Linked DNA regions of Mus musculus: all the other regions are linked to region 1. The links are chromatin loops, found by intact Hi-C in ENCODE. Cell type or tissue: heart. All regions are shown on one strand.

Evidence for each region. A loop is a pair of places that touch in the nucleus more often than their neighbours do. Peaks named below come from ENCODE experiments on the same cell type or tissue, not always from the same donor. Only the 100,000 strongest peaks of a DNase experiment are listed, where the experiment ranks them.
Region 2: it touches region 1 in a loop (6-fold over the local background); 9 of 42 quality-filtered maps call a loop at or near these places.
Region 3: a loop joins it to region 1, with 10 times the contacts of the local background. A loop is called at or near these places in 11 of 42 quality-filtered maps.

Annotation. Positions count from the first base shown.
Region 1 is chr19:47,727,148-47,735,147 of GRCm38, forward strand. Sfr1 (SWI5 dependent recombination repair 1) reads left to right here and starts at 4,609. Exons shown (of 4, transcript NM_026377.2): 1 at 4,609-4,674; 2 at 5,483-5,841; 3 at 6,372-6,764; 4 at 7,677-8,000. The coding sequence starts at 4,662. The coding sequence ends at 7,871. In heart, CTCF peaks have their summits at 4,313 and 5,259; DNase peaks (open chromatin) are centred at 3,634 and 4,474; H3K4me3 peaks cover 2,320 bases; H3K27ac peaks cover 2,636 bases.
Region 2 is chr19:47,654,637-47,662,636 of GRCm38, forward strand. It overlaps Col17a1 (collagen, type XVII, alpha 1), which reads right to left. Exons shown (of 54, transcript NM_001290825.1): 29 at 7,700-7,762; 30 at 6,461-6,496; 31 at 6,147-6,218; 32 at 5,355-5,381; 33 at 4,589-4,624; 34 at 2,827-2,862; 35 at 2,449-2,529; 36 at 1,547-1,582; 37 at 555-632. Among named protein-coding and RNA genes, the nearest start is that of Col17a1, 33 kb to the right of the region's middle. In heart, a CTCF peak has its summit at 4,441; DNase peaks (open chromatin) are centred at 4,445 and 5,455; H3K4me3 peaks cover 211 bases; H3K27ac peaks cover 3,858 bases.
Region 3 is chr19:47,576,318-47,584,317 of GRCm38, forward strand. Slk (STE20-like kinase) reads left to right here and starts at 3,702. Exons shown (of 18, transcript NM_001164639.1): 1 at 3,702-4,026. The coding sequence starts at 3,877. In heart, a CTCF peak has its summit at 3,152; DNase peaks (open chromatin) are centred at 2,514, 3,144, 3,794 and 4,204; H3K4me3 peaks cover 3,803 bases; H3K27ac peaks cover 2,456 bases.

The sequences.
Region 1 (8,000 bases):
AGCTCCAGCTGCAAACCCTTGAGCACCAGGACTGGTCTTATAATCATCTTTAACCACACTGAAGCTTGAGAAAGAGCAGCTCCTGTGATAATTTCACAGTCTTGGAGTCTGTTTGATGTGTAAACATGCCAGTTCTGTCTTCTCCCCCTGCCTCTCGTTACTGTTTCAGTCCTGAGGTAGACATTTATTGGGGACTTTCTTAGTTGGAAGGGGAAACAGGAAATGGGAGGTAAGAGACCACTCTTTCACATTTTAGATCTCGCTGCTGCTTGGGTTCCACTCTCTCACACCTTGGCAAGCTTTGAGGATAGAGAATGCTGGGTCAAATATGTGAATTTAGGTTAACCAGATGGTTTTTTTCCCCCCCTCAGATGACATTTCTGAATGAATAAAAAAAATCTGAGAAAGAAGTGGCCGTGAGCAACACCTTTATTCTCTCCTCTCATAGCCTCACACTCCTGCCACCAACCACCCCTTTCTCATCCCACACAGCCCCCCCTCCTTCATCACCCCAATCACTCCATTTTTCTCTGAGGGAGCAGCATACCCAGCAACAGCAGTGAGTCCCAGACTTCTGTGTCTCTCGTCTGTAATGGACTTGACAAAACTCCAGATCTGGTAGGACGCAAACGCAGCAAACGCAGGAACTTCATGTGAAGGGATCTCGTTAGGTTTTTGTTTGTTAATCTGCACCTAAGTTAGCAGAAGCTTTCCCAGGTGTCTGGTGCTGGAAAGGTTTTGTCCCACTGATGGTTTCGGCCCTCATCATGGTATCTCCTCACTCTAGGTACCCATCCTATTTAGTGAGGCAAACATCTTATGGATACCTAAAATAACGCAGGGTCTTTCGTCTTGTGGTTTAAAATACAATTCTTTTATGGTTGATATAGCTGAATATATATACATACACACACACACACACACACATATATATATATTTATGGAGAGAGCACAGAGGTCACCTGTGGTATTTGATAATCTCTAAAAGTAGATTAATCATGGGCCTGGAGAGATGGCTCAGCGGTTAAAAGCACTGGCTGCTCTTCCGAAGGTTCTGAGTTCAATTCCCAGCAGCCCCATGGTGGCTCACAACCATCTGTAATGGGATCTGATGCCCTCTTCTGGTGTGTCTGAAGACAGCTACAGTCTACTCATACACATAAAATAAATAAATCTTTTTGAAGAAGTAAGTTAATCACACATTCTTGAATTCCCCATGAGAATTCATTAGGCAACAGAGAGAGAACAAGAAACACAGAGTCAATTATTCTCGAAAGGAAACTAGGAACTGACCAAGCAATAGAACACCTTTGTACCATGCAGAGGTCTGTAAGATGCCACTGGCAAGAGAAACCTAGACAAGAGCTTTTGAAGGTGTTTTTCCATTTGCATACAGTAAGAAAATGTCCGGGTAAATAGTTAGGAACACCTACTGAATTCTTTTTGTGCTGTAAATCAACTTTATCATGTGGGTTTTATTTAATTCTTCACCTAAATGGTTTATACTCATAAGTTTACAATCTTAAGGGGAAAAAAAATCCTTTGGATACTAGCTATGTCTTCATGAGACAAAGTTTCTGTCAATATAGAAAAGTCTATGAAATAAATTATCCTAAGTTCATGCTAGGATATAAAAACTGCGAAAGCTGCAAGGTTAGAAGAAAAAGAAATCGACTGAACATTTCAACTGTGCTTAAAATACCTTTATGGTTGCACAGGGAAAAAGAGAGAGGCAGGGAGCGTGGGGGAGGGAGAGGGAGAAAGACTATATAATATTGTTTTCTTACACTTAAAAGTGAATAATAAACCAAACCTTCATAAAGATTCCTAGGTCCGTGTCATCACCCATCAACAGTTTGAATGGAAGACACATTTTACCACTCCCTGGTGAATAATAATGGAGTCAACGGTAGCCTTGGGAATCGAAGAAACTGAAAAACACAGAGAAAGTCTGACTTCGGATGAAATTAATTACTATTATCCCTGAATCCTAGGACAAGTCTCCCATTGTTCTCTGTGGTAGGGTAAGGAGTCTTTGTTCCCTGGCTCACAAGGAAGCACTTTTAACTACTTGAAAATTTCATACGAAAATAAAAATGTCCTCTGTGACAAATACCAAACTCTTTGTAGGCAAATAGATTTCAGGTCACTAAAGACATGAAAATATTTCTCTAAAGACACATGGAAACTATAATGGTTACTTTTAGTCCCCGTCGCCCACCCTAAAGCTAACGGTCGAACCCAGGGCCTCATGAATGGCAGGTAAGCATCCTATCACAGAGCTGTGTCTCCATTTGTGTAGGGGCAATTTATACATATTCCAGATCTTTTGCATTAAATTGAGTATGGGAAGTAAAATACAAACATATGGGAAGACCATTGACACAGCACACAGAAGAGAGAATGGCCAACAGACACACATTTCCGAGCTAACAGGTTTTCCTGAGAGCTAGTTCAGAGGTCCTTGGAAAGCTTGGCCAGTCTTATTTTAATACATCAGTTTCATATAAAAACAAGTCAGAACATTTGCAAGGCAAGATGTTGTTTTCCTTTATGTAGTCAGTAAAAGCATAGCTCTAAGATTAGGCTGTAATAACAAAAGAATTTGGGAGCAGCTGATTTTAGACTTATAAAAACAACTCACCCTTACGCCTCAAGGCATCCTGAATATGAAGTGTGCTTTGTGCTTCAAGTGTCAGGGCAGGTAAGTCTGCCCTTTTTTGTAATGAGAGAACTCATAGGAAGGAAAAAATGAGAAGAAATGATTTCACAGACTGATCTGTGAGTTGGTGAGTAACACTTGTACCATAAAAATCATGCATTCTACTGCCTTCCCCTTAATCTCAGCACTCGGGAGACAGAGGCAGGAGGATTTCTGTGAATTCCAGACCAGTCTGGGCTACAAAGCAAGGTCCAGAACAACCAGGGGAGTTACAGAGGAACCCTGTCTTAAAAAACCATCAAACAAAACAACCTCCTGTCCCCAAGTAATGAATTCTGTTCTTGCTGTTTCTTAAACATTTAGGAGTGGAACATTAATTTATTAATGGTCACATGTGAAGGCTTGACGTTTTCTGGTATTTATGGCTTAAGTTGTGTGGACTTTTAGCTATCATAGCACTCTTTTAAAAATCCGTGCTTTTGGGAAAGGTAAGGGATAAAAGCTTGTGAGACATTGCTTTAAGTCAATTAGGGAATGACGAATATGCTTGACTAAATGTTCCTTTGGTGTTTTGCATGATTCTAGCTGCCTCTCATACATTATCATTGAATTTCCCTGTCTCTAGGAGGTGAATATTGTTCTCATTTACCAAGCCATCGAACTGAGGTCCACGGCCACACTACACTCCATTGCACAAAACAAAAACAAACCAAAGAAGAAACCGTGGTGCCAGGACTCTAATCTAGGCAATTGCAACATCTGCAGATCTAATCACCTCATTAAGTTCCTTTAGGTTCTGTATTTATTAACTGACCGCCTAGGAGTCTAATCAGTTCTTTCGGGTTACTTTAAAGCCACTATTAGCAGATATTCGGAAAGAGAGCTGTCCCTTATTACAAACTTCCCAGTGACTCACAAGTTAGCTCAACTTCTCTACACCCACGGCTCCACCCAAGCTAGTTCATTTTGCTGTTGCATAGCAACAGAACATCCTGAACACTAGAAGGCCGTGCAGCCTCCCAGAGTCTAGCAAGGGGCCTCCTGGGGGCCCCCAGAGCCTAGCAAGGGGGCATCCCGGGAGTCGAGCCAGGGTCTAGCAAGGGGCCTCCCGGGGGCCCCCCAGAGTCTAGCAAGGGGCACCCCCAGGAGTCGAGCCAGGGTCTAGCAAGGGGCCTCGGGGGGGGGGGGGCAGGATCAAGCAAGGGGTTTAGTTCTCAAATATCTGAATTCTAGTCCGAACCTGTCGGATCGACCGCGCCCCGCTTCCTGTTCTGCGCCATAATACACTTCCTTAGGTTATTTTTTTCTCAGATTTGACCAAAACATGTGAAGCCAAGCAGAGGTGGGCACAGACCAAAATAAGGGGGCGAGTCCGCAAGGCAGGCTGGGGATGCCCTCTACTGTTTATGCAGAGACACCCACATAGACTCCGAGCCAGCAGGGAGCCGAGCGGGCCCCGCGGTTTCCGGCCCTGCCACGTCTGAGGAAAAGCCTTTGCGGTGGGGAAAGCCGAGCCTGCCAGGGGGCGAGCGCTGCCAGAGGGCGGTGCTCTCGGGCGCGCCACCCTGACGATACCCACCCCGCCCCCAACCCCACCAGGGAAGCTGCTCGGGAAGGCAGCTGGCACCGCAACTCCCAAAGGCAGTGGCGAGCGGAAGCGCGCCCCCCTCAGGCCCCTCCAAGGGCCTAACATCGTTTTTTCCATGGACGCCACCCCACGGCTGGCGGCCGCGCGCGCGTAGCCGAGCCCTGGAGCGCGCCGGCCAGCCCTGCCAATCACGAGCCGCGCCCGCCTCCCGCCAGGCCCCGCTCCGCCCCGTGGCCCAGGCCCGCGGCCCGCCGCGCACGCGCAGTCGGAGCTGTACGGAGCACATCCGCCTGCTCCGGCCAAGCTAGCCAATCGTACGTCTCTTCTCCGGTGAGGCTCCGCCCCCGGGGCGAGGTCAGTGGGCTGCGGGCGCTCCGCTGGCTGTGTGTACGGTGTGTCGCCGCTGTGAGCATGGCTGAGGAAGGTACTGAGCTTTCTCCCTGGGGTTGGCCTGAGCGGCAGGCCTGCGGGTGTCTGGGTATCTGACGGAGAAGCTCTCTCCGGCGTCGCGGGAGCTCGGCCTCCTGCTCTGTGGGATAGAGGGCTTTCTGTGGCGAGGGAGGCGGAGGAGTGGAGGAGGAGGGCTACGGGGTTGCTGAAGAGAAGGGAGCTGGGGGGAGCGCGCTTTCTGTGGTGGGGGGACGGGGTGGGGAAAGGGGGAGCTGAGTGGGGTGCGGGGACGGGGGGAGGGCTTTCTGTGGTGAGGAGGGAGGGGAAAGGGGGAGGGAGAGTGGGCGGGGCTTTGTGGAGAAGATGGACGGGGCTGGGGAGGAGGGCGGAGTCTTTGACCATAGTAAACCCAAAGGGGCAGATGCTGCTTTCTGACACCTCGGGACTCGTTCTTGGTTCTAGGCGCAAAGCTTTTAAGAGTCAAGATTCAGGCTGTATTGCTTTTATTTACGAAATTATAACAAAAATTAAAGTTCTTGACTAGTTATAGTTCCCCTTCCTGAAACGCAAATTTTTGGGGGTGTTTTGAAGGGAAAAAAAGAAAGACAGTGAGATACTAGCTGGTTTATTTGTCGTGAAAGAAACAGGACTTGGTTACTTCCCCATGTGGAGAGGTAAATGGAAAATATGAGAAGAATTAGAATAAATTATAGCTACATGTAATTGGAAGAAATGGCTGACTATTTTTGGTGTTTAGTTCACTGAAGAAAATTTTGTTCAGAAAAATTGAGGTCTGTTTTGAGATAATTTGATTATCATTCGCGTCTTTTCTTTTTGATAAGGAAATCAGGAGTTCACTTCCAAGATGGAAAACTCATCAGATTCAGCATCGACTTCACCTGATGCTCCTCAGCCCAGTGAGAATCCACCATCACCACCGACTTCACCTGCCGCTCCTCAGACCAGTGAGAATCCACCATCACCACCGACTTCACCTGCCGTTCCTCAGACCAGGGAGAATCCACCATCACCACCGACTTCACCTGCCGCTCCTCAGCCCAGGGAGAATCCACCATCACCACCGACTTCACCTGCCGCTCCTCAGCCCAGGGAGAATCCACCATCACCCCCGACTTCACCTGCCGCTCCTCAGCCCAGGGAGAATCCACCATCACCCCATTCGAATAGTTCAGGAAAACAAGTATGGATATCTGTGTTGTCCTCTATCCCCCACCCCCATCTGTTCTGTTCCAGAGTATTCTGATAGTGCCAGTTTTAAGGCTACTGGAGTGTGAATTAATATGTAGCTCATACCTTTCTAACTGCCAAGATTTTCTTCTTGAATCGGTTCATTTTGTTTAATTTCTTATGAGGTTACTGCGATGCTCCAAACCAAGGAAACTTGAATCTGTACAGTATTTCTTAGGGGGAAGTCTTTGGTAGCAGGTCTTCTCCTTAGTTTATAGTTCTGAAGCATTTCTAGTATTATCAGGCAAATACTAGCTGCCAGTGGCAGGCGAAGTGTCTCAGTCCTATTTTAGTTAACCTTGCTAAAGTAAGACTATAGGTAGCCTCTGGATATTAGAGACATTGGTGATGCTCGCATGAGATTTGTGGAAACAGAAAGCCATCCATTGTACCTATCGTAGAAGCATATAGCCTTTATTTTTAATAGATTGACTTACTACAAGAATGTATCCTTAACATTTTTGATGTTTGTGTCTTTTTCAGCCTCTGAGTGGAACACCTAAAGAAAGGTTAAAGAAAGCAAGATCTTCATCTCATTCATTTTGTAGTGTGGTGAAGCGTATGAAGGTAGAGAATGACGAAAATAATGAGACCCTTTCAGAACCAGGAGAATCTTCAAAGGAAGAAAATTGTTCAAAGGCCCAAGAAAGCTTGAAAAACAAAGACAGTGAGCCTGGAGAAAAGAGCTCAGAGGAGAAAAACACGTGTGAATCTAAGTCGTCGGATACTGGGTCATCTAATGCCCTCCCAAAGGAGTCTGAGAATGCGATCATTAGAGAAAAATTAAAACAAGAAAAAATAAGATTGATTAGGCAGGTTGAAGAGAAGGAAGACCTTCTTCGGAGGTTAAAGTTAGTCAAGATGTATAGAATAAAGGTGAGAAGAATCTTAGAACCGTTACATCATTTTTACATAAACTGCGGTAGTTTCTAAATTGGAGATACATTTTAGTTTGATAAACAATCAGCCAGATAACCAGAAACCCGGGTTACAAGAGCTTTGACTGAAATAGAAGTAGTTGGTTCAGAGTGAGGCTGAGGAACCCCTTCAACACGAGGTAAAACTTAAAAGCTTAGGGTTTTGTTTAATGCACAGGTGGAGCGTTTTGGCCTTAATTTCTAGCCAGTAGCAAGATGAGAAGTGAGAGGTGTTCCATGAAGATGCAGGGGGACAGAGCACGATGGTGTTAGAACTAAAAGTGGACCACAGAATGCAAGGTGCTGTACTTTCAGTAACGATCCTGCATAAATGTCAGGCATTTTATTTGGGAAAACAGATTTTAGGTTTCAGCTTACACACGTTGAGTAAAATAGAACATGGATGTCTAGAAGGAGACATTTATTATCTTTGTAGTTCTTACCCAGGTAACACCTCATTTTATCCCAAAACTGGAGTAAGTGACAGAATAGCATGTCTTATATGTGATTTTGAATTTTTAGGACTTTTCTAAATGTAACTGAATAAAATGTTGAAAATACTTTAAACTTGAATATTTTTACCTTTAAGAAGTTTGCGGTACATGGAGACATTAGAAAGGCACAACACAACGTCGTATCTTAAAAAGTATAGTTATATAAAAGGTGTACTGAGAGCCTCAGCTTGTTCTTACATCTAACATGTGAATTTAATAACACTTTTCTAAGGTTAAGGTTTGTCCAGAGCTTGTACTGCCCTTTATACCTGTTACTGGCCTTTAAAGTTAGACAGGAACTAGTTAATTAATTTAGCTACCTTGATGATGTGAGTTGAGCCCCACATCTGATGACTGACTGACTTTTTCTGTTTCAGAACGACGTGACTGAGTTAGAGAATCTAATAAAGAAGTGGAGGAAGTGTGGTCAGCGGCTGCTGTGTGAGCTGCAGTCTATCATGTCGGAGGACGAGGACGAGAAGCTGACGCTCACCGAGCTGATCGACTTCTACGGGATAGATGACAACTTGCTGCACTACAATCGAAGTGAAGAAGAGTTTACAGGGGTGTGATACATTTTCCAGGCTATTTTCTCCCTCTCTTCTTTGGGTGATGTGATCATACCTAGGGCCTCAAAACATGTGCTCTGTTCCTGAGCTATACACTTGGCCCATTTACAGATTGTCTTTGAGAATGGCAAT
Region 2 (8,000 bases), 73 kb before region 1:
AAACCACTGGGGTTCGCTGCATCTTTGCTGCTTGACAGCCCAGGTGGGAGGCCCAGCTGTGGTCCCCCTTGGACCCTTGGTGGACAGGAGGTCACAAGAGTCAGACTTCCTGTGACGGAGAGTCCAAGGACACCCATCCTTGCTTCCCCAGTTAGGTTTGCTTGACTCCTGCCAGTCACACTCACTCCCAACACCTGATCTGACCCAGGTCCTACTGGAAGGCCACGGCCTGCCAGCTGTCATATTCTTGTGACTGTGCCTCTCACACCAGACATTCTCTGCTGTTCTAACCAGCTCCCACTGCAGAGCAGAGAACATGGCCATTCTGACGTGACACTTTGCAGTGACTCACTGGTACAGCTGCTTGGCGCCCTGCCAACAGTGTCATCCCCAGCGACACCTGCCATTCCCTCCCCAGCGACACCTGCCAACAGTGTCATCCCCAGCGACACCTGCCATTCCCTCCCCAGCGACACCTGCCATTCCCTCCCCAGCGACACCTGACAACAGTGTCATCCCCAGCGACACCTGCCCTGGACTGTGCCTGCACTCACGGGCAGAGAGGACCTCAGAGATGGAGCTGCCACTGCTTAGGAATGAGTCACCAGCAAGTCCTGGCTCCCCTCGTGGGCCTGTGGGGAGGACACAGGGTTAGCACGCACACTGCTTCAGTGGAGTTCTGTGGGGCAGGGGCAGATTCAAGGAGGGTGTGGCAAGGAAGGGAGAGACCTAGAGGAGAGAGGCTGCATTCCAGCTGTAGGAGGAAAGACAGACAAATAAGGGGGAAGAAAGCCAGGGCAACAATGGCTGCTACTTCTTCTTCTTTTTTTTTTTAATTAGGTATTTTCTTCATTTACATTTTCAATGCTATCCCAAAAGTCCCCCATACCCTCCCCCTCACTCCCCTACCCACCCACTCCCAGTTCTTGGCCCTGGCGTTCCCCTGTACTGAGGCATATAAAGTTTGCAAGACTAATGGGCCTCTCTTTCCAATGATGGCCGACTAGGCCATCTTCTGATACATATGCAGCTAGAGACATGAGATCTGGGGGTACTGGTTAGTTCATATTGTTGTTCCACCTATAGGGTTGCAGACCCCTTTAGCTCCTTGGGTGCTTTCTCTAGCTCCTCCATTGGGGACCCTGTGATCCATCCAATAGTTGACTGTGAGCATGGCTGCTACTTCTGTTATCTTGATACTTGGACAAATCACTGGACAGTACTGTTATAATCAGAGTCTGGTCATCTGAAGCCCAAGGTCTATGAAAATGGTCTGCTTAACCTTGACCAGAACCTTGACCAGAACTCCTCAGTCTTCCTGTCCTGAGGAGCCCTGACCCTCTCAGAAATATGGGAGAGATGAGAGCAGGTAAAGGCTCTACAGGGCCTGTGGTGAGGAGAGGCCTGTTGTGGAGACAAGAGGCCCTGCCATTCCACCCCCCCCTTTATCTATCATTCAGGGACTTAAACCCCACCCCCACTGCACCCCCATCCCACCCCAGCCTCCCCCAGCCCACAGCCTGTGGTTATACAGGGTGATGCATACCTTGTTGTCCTGGGAGACCAGCAGGGCCAGCTGGACCTGCAAACAGTTATAGAAAAAGCTAAATCACAGCCCCTCCCCCAAAGCTGAGAAAAGGGCAGGTACCTGGGGACACAGGAAGTCTCCCAGAGCAGATTAGCAACCAGAGGCCAGTCCTGTAAAGCTGACAGGAAGGGGAGCCTGAGGTGGGGCACATCTTTACTGCTTGGGGACATCTAGGTCACTTAAATATCCACTGCTCACTGGAGCATGCCTGCATAGGAACAGGGCACACTTGCCTTGGGTATAAATCCTGTTCTTAATTTGAATACAAATATTTTAAATAATTAAAACATAAAACAAGATAACAGGCATCTTGGAAAAATGGGGGTGGGGGGTAGGAATCACAATTCTTTAATATTTTGCTTTATTTTAGTTCAGCAGTGTTTTGGGGGTTTGCTTACATTTGTAAGAAGGCAGCTGTACCCACAGAACTCACACACACCCCTGATGGTGGTGCTCTAGCCTCCCCAGAGCTTTGCTACACAGTTCTGCAACCATGGCGGTACATCCATGAGCCTCACTGAGCACCAGCATTCGGGCTGCCCCAGATAAATCTGTCGTACTATTTCTCTAAGAAACAAAGAGCTCAGGAACCTTCATCAACTGCTCCGGTTCTGGAGACGGAAAGGTCTGGATGGAAACCCTCCCCTGCCCTTTGTCGGCTGTGTGACCTTAGGGGAGTAATTTACCCACTCTGGGTCTCGGTGTCTCAGCAAATGCTGAGTGTAGCATCAGACTCCTCCCTTATAAGTCTCCTCTCCGTAGTCCCTGCCCTCAGTGTCAGGATTTGAACAGATGTGCCTAGAATCTGTTGTCTCCACAGCCTGCTGCTGACTGGGGGCAGAGCAAGAGAACAGACTGACCTGGCGTCCCTGGAGGTCCTGGGGGACCCATGGCACCAGGAGGTCCGGGAGGTCCGGGCACAGTGATTGTTGATGATCCCTCTGGAAACAGAAGAAATATGGGACACATGTCACCTTCAGAGGTGCCAAGACCCCAGTAGGCTGCAGGCCATGCCAGGACCCCAGTAGGCTGTAGGCCAGCAAGACAGGAACCTCTCCTTCTCATCTCTCCAACATCCTAACTTCCCTGGGCTGACTACAGGCCAAGGAGCCACAACATGGTGGTCTGGGCTCACCTGCATCCCTCCCTAAGCACCCGCCACCCGCTGACATTGAGGCAGATGGCCCACATGGGACAGGCAAATAGAACTCAGGGACGTACCCTCCTGGGCTGCCTACCTGAAGTCATGACTCTGCCGGGAGCGCCGGGTTCGCCTGGGGAGGACAAAGGGAGTGGGCAAGAGGATTAACCAGTGGCTTGATGAATCATTTTCAGAGCCTCTGGTTGCACCGAGGGCCACCTGTGGTCCTCTTGCCCTCAAGCTAATGGGATTGTAGTAATGAAGGGAGCCTATGCTACACTGAGTGTTTATCTCTCAACTTAGACCCAGGGCCAGAGCTTTGGTCGTCTCTCAGAGAAGGGGTCTCCTGGGAGGCTGTGGAGGAATGTGCCCTTCCACGAGGCCAGAATGGGGGCCAACCTGAGTCTCGTTCTCAGCCCCGCCCCATCTTTTCTTCCTGTAATGGCCATAGTCGGAGAAATTATCTGAAGATCAAAGGATAAATAAAAGTCACGATCCCATGGGTGAATTCCCTGTGTACCGTTGGTCTTGAGGGACAAGAAAGGATGTGTGAGTGAAGGGCTTCCAGCAAGAGGATGCAGGACTCATGGGTCTCTGTACATATCCACCACTCCAGCACCTCTTGACTAACAATCCATGGCTGGATGGGCTTGGGGCTGGCAAAGGACTAGAGAGGGCATGAATTCTGGAGCTGGGAGCCAGGCTCGCTGAGAGAGCCTGCCTGGCACACTTCAGCTTTACTCCTAGAACTAACCAGAGACGCTCCTTTGACCAAAGCCCTTCCCTGGACGCTAAGGTGTGTGAACAATGATGGTAAGCCCCACAGGGAAGGGTGGCTTTGGTTTCCTCTCAGGGAGAGCAAAAGGGTGCGCTTTGCTCACGTTCCCCCAGCCAGGGCTCAAGGCCAAGGCAGGAGACTGCTCGGAGAGAGTACACTCTAACAATCGACAACCTGCGTCTGAAGTGCAGCTCCTTCAGGAGAGCCTGCAGCCCCCAAGGAATACTCTATGGTCTCCCCTAACCCTATGAGGCCTTACGGAAGCCACCAGAGGTCCACTGGCCTGGGAAGTAGGAACTCGGCTGCCATATTTTACAGCTGTGCTCATTTATCCGCAAAGATCTTTGTGGCTCAGCCGCTCATTAGAAATAATAGTTTTTCAAACCTTTTCTTTCTAGGGTCCCACTTGGGGATGTTTGTGATGAAGAGTGCCAAGGCTCAGGAAAGTGAGGACACAGGACGGAAAAGAGTGTGTGTGACCCTGAGCACCCAGCATTCCTAGGTTTGCCCAGGGCTGGGGTCTGATGGGCAGGACTGAACTAGAGTGTTACTCTGAGCCTGTGTGGCATTGCATTGCCCCAGCCAGACACCCTATAGTCCTTTGACTTGTCCCCTGGTGGGGTTAAGGCACCTCTTCCTTCCTATAGACACCTCTTTCTGCGTCTCTGCTGTCCTCAGTCACACCTGGGACAGGGTGGGGGAATCAGGGTGGCTCTGGTCTCAGTAGACCTTGGCGTCAGGAGTATTTTAGAGGCATTTAAAAGTCAAATAGGCTTAGAAAGCTTGGGAGCAAGCAAGCTTCCTTTCCTATCTTCCTGCCACAAGGACCTGGGGACATGAAAATAAGCCTCAGGGTTCAGCCTGGAACAAGTGGGCCTGAGGACTCAGGCCTCGGCACTCCCTCCTCTCAGCCTTCCTTTGGAACCACTAGATGCCACTGTTGGTCCAGGCTCTGGTCAGAGCAGACCTTCCTGCCTGTCAACCCCTCCCGGCTGTAAAAATGGCTGGTGAGAAGAAAAAGAAAAAGAAAAAGAAAAAGAAAAAGAAAAAGAAAAAAAGCTCCTTGGGAGAAATCACATACCTTTAGTCCCTGGTCGGCCAGGGCTACCAGGAAGTCCTGATGTGATTAAACACAAGTCAGTCAGGATGATTAAGGCCCCGCAGCTCTGGATGTCTGCCCTCCCTCTCTCCCCTCTGGCAGTAACCAGCCAGCACTCTGCCACTCAGTGTGGCCACACGGGCTGCCTGACAGAAGCAGCAGGATCCACTCAGGCCCTGCCTGAAGTCACCTGGAGTGGGCACAGAGCTCTCCCCCAGAAGCCTGTCTGTCTGTCTGTCTGTGAGACATGGAGGCCCAGCAGGGTTGGGTTGAGGTAGACAGAGGCTCTGGAGGATCCCTGTCACTCTGGGTTACAAGGCTGTCACTGTCCCTCTCCCTGTTGACTGCTGTGTCCAGAGTTAGCAGCACGTGTTGGCCTTTGCAGAGCTTGGTATGACTCTCTTTGTCTGACTAGAGAGAGTGAGGGGCTGGATGTGCGTGCATGGTAGAGATTTCTTAAGAGAATTCCTAGCCAGCAGTATCCTTCCTGAGTGTTCCTGCACCAGAGACAGAGCACGGAGCAAACCGGATCTGGCATCACTGATATCAGAATGTCACCTACATGGTCTGTGCAGGGTTCACCCCCCACCACCCTTATGGTCCTTATTAGCACTCACTGTGACAGAACCCGAGTCTGTTTTACTGGAGATGGGAAAGGGAAGGACAGGCTTGTGTAACTAGAGAGACACTGGCTATAGCGCCTGTCCTGTCCTGGCAGGAGATGGCATCCGGGGACTGCATGACTCACCCTGAGGTCCCTGGGGTCCTGTGAGACCTGCAGAAAAGAAGACATAGGACCAAGAGTTGAAGGGTTAAGGACTGCTCCAAGGAGCCACAACACAACATAACATAACACAACACTACACAACACAACACAACACAACACAACCTTGCCCCCAGAGCCGGTGGGCGTGGCAGTGAAGGGCTCAGAGGTTAGGGCCCAGAGTCCTCCATCTCTGGGCAGAGAGCCATTCTGTGAGCTTTGTTGTGAAATGAACAGATGTTCCATTGCACACACACACCCACATATACACATGAGGTCAAATGCTGCCATCGCTCCTCCATTACACTGCACCTAGCTCCAGCCAAGGAGTCGGGGTTCCTGGGTGAATGGACACCGTATCTGGTTTTGACTTACTCTTCCCACAGACCTAAGAATCCTGCTCTTGTTTGGCCCTCGGTGGAGATGCTAGCAAGGCCTCTCCTCTCTGGTCGATAGGTACTGGTGAAGGCCTGGGTACAGCCCCAGGAGAGGAGACAGGCAAGACACTGAACTTGAGTTCAAGTCTACAGTATTAAGAGCACTCATGCCCTTCAACTCCTTGCTTATTTTCATCTGCTACTTCTTCTTTTCAAAATGTCAACTTGTGGTTAGAGTTCTGCCTTGAGCTGCTTGCTGAGGGTAACAGGGTAAGGCTCATACACACACAGTGTAGCATCTGAGCACCTACCCACCACACCCCCAGTGTGCATACACACGGGAACATCCCAGAGTTGCATGCACACAGAGGACAGTGGCATCCCTTTCCTGTCTCATTACCTGGCTTTCCTGGGTCTCCAGCGGGTCCTGGGGGGCCCCGGGTTCCAGGCATCCCTGTCAAGCCTTGTTCACCTGCGGAGAGCATGAAATATGGGAATGGCTCTCCCCTGGGAAAGTGCAGCTGAGCCCCTGGGGTTTCCTCAGCGGCTTGCTGGCAGATAGGCAGGCGGGAGGAAGCACGGTGACCAAGACTGCTGCATGCCCCTTTATCATTAGGATGGAGGGCTCAGGCATGCATGTGGGGGCAGAGGAAGGCCAGGGAGGGGCAGGCAAGGGCAGCCGGTGACCATGAAGACCACAGCGTGGTGACTAACCTCTGGAACCTTGCTGTCCATCAGCGCCAGCCGGACCTGGGAAAGAAGACAAGTGAAGTCTGTTCAGTGCTCCCTCCTGCCCCAGTTCAGTGCTCCCTCCTGCCCCAGTTCAGTGCTCCCTCCTGCCCCAGTTCAGTGCTCCCTCCTGCCCCAGTTCAGTGCTCCCAGTAGCTCCTGCCCCAGTAGGCTTGGAGCACGTGGTCTCCCAGGCAGGCGCTCATACAGCAGTCCCCATGGCCGCCAACCTCAGGAGCCTCGCCTTTGTGATACGCCCCAACACAGGCTCCTCGCAGCTTCTCCTAAGGCGCATGCATTTCCCTCCTGGGAATGGTCCAGGACACCCTGTCCCCAGTGCACTATGAGAACAGTGTCTGCCTCATTCACCTGAGGACCTGGAGGTGAAGGTCCTTCAGGTCCCTGTCACCTCTCCCCTAACCATATTCCTAACCTCCTTCCAACGTGGATTAGCCACACCAGTGGCACCTCTGCATGATTAAACACTTTCTGAGGTTTTTTTGTTTTTTGTTTTTGTTTTGTTTTTGGTTTTTTTCAAGACAGGGTTTCTCTGTATAGCTTTGGCTGTCCTGGAACTCACTTTGTAGACCAGGCTGGCCTCGAATTAAACTCAGAAATCCGCCCGCCTTTGCCTCCCGAGTGCTGGAATTAAAGGCATGAGCCACCATGCCCGGCACTTTCTGAGTTTTAAGGAACACCTGAAATGCCCTTTCTTCTTTCTGTCTTCCAGGCTGAAAACCATCTCTTCTTAGGTTGTATCCTCGCTCTCTGTGACTCCCGTGGCCCCTGTCACCACTCACAAGCTTTGTTGTAACTTGCAGGGATGAAGTAACGCACAACCTAGTAGCTTACGGTCCTGCATACAGTATGCTCTTACTAATGCTTAGTCAGTGAATGGTAGTGAAAGGGTCACATCCCCATTGTGGTGGCTTGAGCATCTATGGGACTCTAAGCTGAGGCCAGGCTCCCTGGAGCTTCTCCGTCTGGATATAGGCACCTCAGTGATGGCTAGTCAAAGGGTGGTGTCCTGAATCTGGCTTTGAAGCTGTCCCTGAGGTGGACTACTGGGGATTCCATGGAACCTCAAACCTTGCAAGTTCTCGGTGAGCAGGAAGTAGTCAGGGAAGAAGGACAATGCCTGCTCCAGAACAATGAGACATTCCCAGAAACCTGCAGCTAGAGAGCCTCTGGGGAGATACTCAGCTCAGACTGTGGGACACTTACCCATTGCGCCTTTGGCTCCGGGTTCACCCACAGCTCCAGGCAAACCTCGAATGCCAGGCTCCCCTGCAAAGAACAAAGGACCAGTTGCTGGAGGCTAAAAGGTAAGTGTGCCTCCACACTGGTAGTGTGAATGTGCCTGCTTCCTCCTGCTTCCTCTTCCCCCAGAGGAGCTGAGAGGGACAACTTCCCTCTGCTTTGCCACCAAGGCCAGGAACACCTATCAACTCGGGCCCCATAGGCAGCAGGTTCAGACTGCTCCAGCAGCCACGGCTGATCTGAGGGTGGCATGTATGAGTCTGGT
Region 3 (8,000 bases), 150 kb before region 1:
TTTGTGCTGATGGAAGTCGGAAGAGGAGTCGAACATCCTGGAACTGGAGCTATGGGACACTGTGAATTACTAGGCGACTGCTGGGAACTGAACCTGGGTCTTCTCCAAAAACCAAATGCTCTTAGCTGCCGAGCCATCTCTACAGTCCCAAATCCCTGCTTCAAGTTACTTTCTAGCCATAGGCCACGCCTATTACTTTAATGTTAAAACATTTTCTTAAGAGGTCCACTTATTTTTTTTCCCATCATATATTGGGGAAAAAAAAAAACCCTACGAGAATGTTTGCAGTTGTAAAGATAAATCTGAGTTTTTCCTTTGCTTAGTGTTTTTACTATGTAAACACAGAGCACCAGACGCCTTTATTAGGGGAGCCACAGAGGGGATTTATTCAGCTCCCTGCGCTTTGAGTTTCCTCCTCGTCCTCTGGCCATCTTCTCTACTACACTGGCTGTTTTTCATTTATTTATATTTGTTTTTTAGAAAACACTGGGGCTGGTGAGATGGCTCAGTGGTTAAGAGTGCCCACTGCTCTTCCAAAGGTCCTGAGTTCAAATCCCAGCAACCACATGGTGGCTCACAACCATCCGTAATGAAATCTGATGCCCTCTTCTGGAGTGTCTGAAGACAGCTACAGTGTACTTACATATAATAAATAAATATTAAAAAAAAGAAAACATTTTATTGATGTATCATTGACACATAAATCTGCTCATAGCTAAGGAAGAGTTTGGAAATAGGTACATATTCACGAAGCCGTAGTCATATTCTCTGTCAGGAATATAGTGAATATAGCTATCATTATAGTCTTAGCTATGTGTGTGTACACATGTGTGCACGTGTGTATGTATGTGCATGTGGAGGCCAGGGGCCAATGTCAGATGCCTTCTTCTCTTACTCCCTACCTTAATTTTTTTTTTTGTGATAGATTATCTCACTGAACCTGGAGTTTGAGGTCTAGGCCATGCTGGCTGTCCAGAGAGCCCCTGGGATCTGTCTGTCCTTCCCTCCCCGTCCCCCCAGCACTGGGGTTATAACTGTGCTCTGCCTGGCTTTTACTGGCTGCTTAGGATTGAAATCAGGTCCTCAGACATGTAGAACAGTACTTGCCCCACTGTGCTGTCTCCCTAGCCCAGCCTGAGCTTCTTAACAGGAATGAACCGGAGTGAGGAGGAACTCAAAAGGCGAGACGTTCCCTAGATTATGATTTCCGTATTTCATTTTTGAGGCGGAATCTCACCCTGTGGGTCAGGCTGGAACTAGAACCCACTTTTATGTTGTAGATGGCCTGGAGTTCATTGTAAGCCTCCCGTCTCAGCCTCAGGAATGCTGGGATCGCAGGTATCCGTTGCCATGTCTAACTTTTATTTCTTAAGATTTAATATGTATAATCCCAGCACTCGGGAGGCAGAGGCAGGCAGATTTCTGAGTTCGAGGCCAGCCTGGTCTACAAAGTGAGTTCCAGGACAGCCTATAAAGAAAAACCCTGTCTTGAAAAACAAACAAACAAAAAACAACAAAAAACCAAAACAACAACAACAACAAAAAGATTTTATATGTACGTATGTGACCTTTTGGGAAGGCAAGCAAGCCTCTCCTATTCTGAGATGAACAACACAGAACCCTATTCTTTCACCCAGATCTACTCCGGTTGCTTTACACTGAGGAGATATCAAATACGGGGACTGTGAGAAAGGATTCGTATGCGAAGGCATCTGTCAGTGTGGCAGAAATACTGTAAAGAATCCAACTATGTCATTATGGAGCAGAACAATACAGATAATACTAGAACCTTACACGGGCTAGACATACATCTTCATACAGAGTGTAATCTACTAGTGGTTCTGTTGGCTGGTGGAATTATAGTACTTCTTAATTTTATTCTTTACATATTTTCTCCATGAATAATATTAAAACTGACTAGGTCATTTTCATGGTGTGTGTAACATGGAAATACATGAAAGTGTATATTTTTAATGTATGCAGTTCAGTGTGTATCAATTATATATAAAATATCTTGAAACAGAAGGATCTTGAGAAAACAATCTTGAGCCTTTTACGGAACAACTGCTACATTTTGGGGCTAGAGCAAAACAAAACAAGAAAGAAAACAAGAAAAAAACAACAAGAAAGTGGTTAAGAGCAAATGCACTTAACTGCTGCACACTCGCTCTGGCCTCAAATTTAAGCGCTTGCTATTGTCCCCTTTGTACCACTAGGCCTCATCTTTTGTCAAAGTCTACTATTTTAATTTTTAAAACGTTTTCTTGTGGTATTCACTCATTTCCTGGTCTGCTTTCTACACCTACCCTGGAATGTGGCCCTGCTCTTGGTCACCTTGATGGGTGACCCCGCCTCTGCCTCCCCGCCCCCCTCCTCCCCAAAGGGCTTCTGTCAGGTGGAGGAGGGGGACGGTAAATCATTTGACAGACTCCAGGCGACACCCACATAGCCCCAGCAAATCTGGAATCCCCGGCTGGATTAGCTCAGGTGAGACTCAGGAAGGGCGGCACCAGTTTTCTGGCTGTGGAGGTGACCCAGAGGTTATCCTTAAGGGAGTGTCACCACTCCAGAAGCCGATCTTAAACAATTTCCTTTTTATTTTTTGAGACAGGGCTTTTTTCTGTAGCCCAGGCTGGTCTCGAACTCGTTATCATTCGTTGGCAGCTTCCCCAGGGCTCCACCACACCTACCTTTTAAACAATTTTTTTTTACAACCTATGTTTGCACTACCTTCATATTGAGTAAATATTGTGCACTTGCTGGTGCAAGCCCTGTGCAAAGGGTTTCCATTTATTGTCTCTTTTGATCTATGCCGCAACGTTTCAGTAAGGACTATGGAGATCATAGGAATGGGGACTCGGATGCTGTATTCAAAGTCACTGAACTATGGCTCAAAGCCCAGGCTCCCGGCTTTCCCTCTCCCTGGACTCTTGTATGAGTTCCGAAGCGGAAACAGTGCACTTTCAGGCACCCACAAGCATAGCCTGCTTTCCCGCGTCCCCCTTGTGCAGAATGAGGCAACATCCGCCAGCGCAATCAACAGGGTCGCGCCGAAGGAGACCTGGCCAACGACGTCGTGGAGCCACCCGGCTCGGGCTCGCAGAGGTCAACGCAAAACCCTCGAGGAGGATGGAAGCGCTCAAGCCTCCACCACACCTCCCGCCGCAGGCGCCACCGAGCCGCCGCGCCGCCAGCCCGGCGGAGCCAGCGCGCGTGCGCGGGGCCAGAGGGTACGCCCTCGCGAGCGCGCGGGGAGCGGGGCGCGTCACCGCGCGGGCGAGCGCGCGCGCGGCCGAGGAGCTCGGGCGCGCTGCGAGACGGCGTCGGCGTCCGTGCGCGCTGCGGGCCGAGGCTGTGTGGGCTGAGGCGACGAGCGAGGCAGCGGCGCCCCAGAGCCGAGGGGACGCGCGGGTGTCGCGCAGTGGGAGCGGACGCTTCGGAGCAGACGTGGGGCCCCGGCGGGAGAGCTTGGCTTCGCCGCTACGCGCCTGCCGGGCGCCGGCCGCTTCCCGGGTCCGGAGCGGCCGCCGCCCCGGGAGACGCGCGGTGACACGGGCCTAAGGCGCCGCGGGCCGCGGGCGTCCGCGCCGCTCGGACCCGTGCGGCCCGGTGCGGGCCGGGGACGAGCGCCGGGGCAGGTGCAGCCCCCGGGGCCCGCGAGCGAGGTGCCCACCGTGCCGCTCGGCCCGTCCCGGCTCGCGGCGGCCGCGCGCCCCACTCCGGGGCCGGAGCCCGGTCGGCGCCCCGCCTTCTCCGGGGAGCGCCCGGCGGGAGCGGCCCGGACCCCGGGCTCGCGCGGGAGACGACGCGCCACAAACTTTGCCTTTTATTGTTCCTAGCCCTTTAAGGGCAAGGGGCTCTGCTGGGCTTGGAAAAATGTCCTTCTTCAATTTCCGTAAGATCTTCAAGTTGGGGAGCGAGAAGAAGAAGAAACAGTACGAACACGTGAAGAGAGACCTGAACCCCGAAGAGTTTTGGGAGATTATTGGAGAACTGGGCGACGGAGCCTTCGGGAAAGTCTATAAGGTAAGAGGGGGAAAACGGGAAGTTGGCTTAGGAGGAGATGAAACGGCCGCCTGTCCGGAGTGGCACGAGGACTTCACCCCAGCAGCCCTTCCCGTGACTTGCCCGCTCCTTGGCTTTGTAGGTTGAAACTTCAGCTCAGCATCCAAGCCGTTACGGAATACCGTGGGGCCGGATGCAGTTTCAGGAGTGATGGGTCTGCAGTCTAAACCCTGTCAAACTTCCGAATTTAATGGGAGGAGCGGGTGGTTGCGGCCCGGCCCTCGAGTCTTTTAAAATCGGAAACTCGTTAGCTTCTTTCTCCCTGTGCTGATGTTTGTTTACTAGTGGCGTTTGCATGTGTGCATGAAACAGGTAACTTTTTGGAGATGGGGACAGTATGTATAATTCAGATAAAACGAGCAAAAGGTGCCTGGCCAGCATGGAGCCCGTTCTTGAGTTGGTTGCTTGGCCACATGGGATGGAATTTCTGACAACATTTCCAGGAGATCTTCATTTCATCCTAGTTTTGAAATTCGATAAGCATTGGCTAGAAGGCAATACCAGTGCTTGAGGAATCAGAAAACTACACGAGTATTTATGTATTTCAATAGAGGTTTGATGTTTCTACACAAAGGTGTGAATGTTAACTGTTTACCCTGTCCTAGGAAGTATATGAATGATGTCATTGGAATATTTACTTCCTGAAGGGCGAGGTTTTTATGAGCCACAGTTTAGGGGTAGGACCCACTGGTTGCCTAGAATTGAAAACATAGATTCAAGACTTTCCATTCTCACATAATTTGTATCGTATAAAAGTCCTGAGAAGTGGCAGTGTCCACCTGCTCATGGAGGGAGACAGTGAAGCTCACAGACAGTTCATGGCCACCATGATTCAGTGTAGCCTTGAACTCAGGCCTCTGTGCCCATATGTAGTAGTGTCTTTTTACTTTTAATTCCATTCAGTCGAAAGCATGTCCTCTACTTTCTAAGCACAGCACACTTTGTCTTGTAATGCGTGCCTTGAATGCATTCTGTCAAAATTCTGGTCTTTTTTTTTTTTTTTTTTTTAATCCAGTCTGAAAGACACACTTTGATTGCTTGCTCTATGTGTTTTCAGAACATCTTGTTCACATGGCTACTGTAGCACTTGTCACATATTATAATTGACATTTTCATGTTTATATAATAAAATTAAGGCCCAAAGTTTCACATTTGAATCTATGCCTCACACATTTGTTGAAATGAAACAATGTATGTTACCTTTAGATGAATGCTAATGAAAGTCAGCATATAGTATGGTTTCAGCAAGAGCTTATTGTTGAAGATGCACAGCAGAAGGGCATGTAAGGGTGGTAGGAAGTCATCCTGGGGAGACTCGTTTAGTACTGGCTGTCAGAGCCAGCTTGGCGGTCATGACCAAAATAACCACCTCTCCCAACTTCGATTTTCTTAGTTCTAAAACCATAGGTTTCCTTAAACGTTTCTTCAGATCTTTCCACGTATTAATGTCCTCTGAATATGCAGTTACTGAGGAAAGGCGACGATTAACTCACAAGGGACCTGGAATCTTGTAGTGAGAAGGTGGTCGGTGGTTGCGAAGTTTTCATGGTGGGAAGACATTTCATCCACTGTAAACAGCATAGCATCGAGAGCATGGGTTTCTATACTAGAGTATTTCTTGCTCTCCACAACATAAGTCTGTGACCTTGGGCAAGGTACTTACTTATTAGTGGTTGATTTCCCTCATTAGAAGGCCTACTCAGTATCTGTAGTGTAAATACATAGAAAGTATAAGGCAGCCAGAAGGAGTTCAATAAATGGTACAAATTTCTGTCATTGTCTGAAGAGGTTATAGAAGCAAAATATGGGATGGGAGAGATGAAAGGGACCCAGTAGCTGTTGACTTGGTTTCTAGGGCAGCTGTGCAGTTTTACTCTGCAGAAGGTGATGTGTAATCCCATCGCAACATTAGTTGAAATTTCCTAAAAAATTTGAGACATTGTGTAGCTCAACATTACCAAGTGCCTAGCATAATTCCTGGGGGCTTAAAGATTGCTTTAAAATGATATTGACTAACATAAATTCTTTGTGTCTGTTTTTGAGGAGTTATGTAGGAATTTTTGTTTTGTTTTTTGTTTTTAAAAAATTTACATTTTAAGCTTATCTAACTTTGGCCTCTTTTTCTTTTATTTATTATTATTATTATTATTTATTTATTTTTTTCCAAGACAGGGTTTCTCTGTGTAGCCCTGGCTGTCCTGGAACTCACTCTGTAGAGCAGGCTGGCCTTGAACTCAGAAATCGACTTTCTTTTTCATTTTTCCAAAAGTTGTTTATTTTTCAGAATTCTCTGGAAGTTGTGAACTTATGTGAGGGAAACTAGACTTCTTTTTGTAGGGTGGATGTTATCAGACCATAATATTTTTGGTAGTGTGCAGTAGACAACTATTTTGAAACTTGATTCCAGCTACCATTTGCTTGTAGAAATTGGTGACTGTTAAAAGGTTAAATCATAACTGGGCAGTCATGTTATGTTCTTAGTTTTAATATCGGCTTCCCATCATATAGTCTCACTCCTGTATGGCTCTCACATTTACTGGCATGCTTGGAAAATCACCACTGTTTTAAATTTGTTTTCTTTTTAATGTAGTGTGGTTAAATGTAAATGAGGGTATATAATATTTTTCATTCAATCAGAAACAAAAAGATGATATAAAAATATGTATTGAGTAGCAAGTCTAGAAACTGTTTTACCTAGTAAAGTATTTGAAAGTTCTGGCTGTGTGCTGTGTTGCAACTGACAGGCCTATACCTTTTATAAAGTAGTGAAATATGTAATTCTTGTAAGTGTGTATGTGTTTAGCTGATAATAAAATAAATTTACATTGACAACATCAGGGTCAAGGAATTCTGCTGCACCTCAGACTCTCAGTTTAGTTTTATAAGTGTTTGAGCATTATAAAAATAGAATCATATTAAGAGTATGCTGTCTTCCCTTTCAGAACCATTATTGTTTGTTACATGACCTTGGTTATTATCTGTCGCTGTGGTTAGTTCATTTTCATTGTTGTGTAGCATCCATTATGGGGTTATATTGCAGTCATTTGACATTTTACTGCTAGTAGGTATGTTGGTTGTTTCTAAAGTTTTTTGTTTTTGTTTTTTTTTTAAAGATTTATTTATTTATTATGTGTAAGTACATCGTAGCTGACTTTAGACGAACCAAAAGAGGGTGTCAGATCTCATTACTGATGGGTGTGAGCCACCATGTGGTTGCTGGGATTTGAACTCAGGGCCTTTGGAAGAGCAGTCGGTTCTCTTAACCGCTGAGCCATCTCTCCAGCTCTGTTTCTTAGTTTTGATGCTGACATAAAACGCTAGGATACTTCACGAAGACTTAATTTAGGAATGGCATGGTTGTGTTTCTGGAGAAGTATGACTTTAATTTTACTAGTAAACTCAGTAACTATACTACATTCCTGCTGGCTGTGTAAAGATGTCTTTGATTTTCATTCTTGCCAACATTTGGTATTTTTAGAATTTTTGACCATCTGATTATTAGTAAATGCTTTTTATGTTTGTTGGAGTTTAAATTTTTTTTGTATTCCATTCTTTTGTTCATTTTCTTGTTAATACCATTTTGCATCTATATATGTAGTATACACATTTGTAGTAGTATATTTGTGTATATTCCAAACGTCTGCATATATATAATTTTAACCGTTTTCCGGTTTGGTATCATAAATACCTTCTCATTCTGTACTTTGTCTTTCTAGTCTCATTACAGAGTCTTTGCTGAGAGACTTTTTCAAGTCAGAAGAGTATAATTTTTCAGTTTTTTTCTTTTCAAGCTAATGGTGTTTTTGTTTTGTTTGTTTGTTTGTTTTTTGTCTTGTTTTTTGTTTTTTTTTTTGTTTTTTGGTTTTTTTTTTTTTGAGACAGGGTTTCTCTGTGTAGCCCTGGCTGTCCTGGAACTCACTTTGTAGACCAGGCTG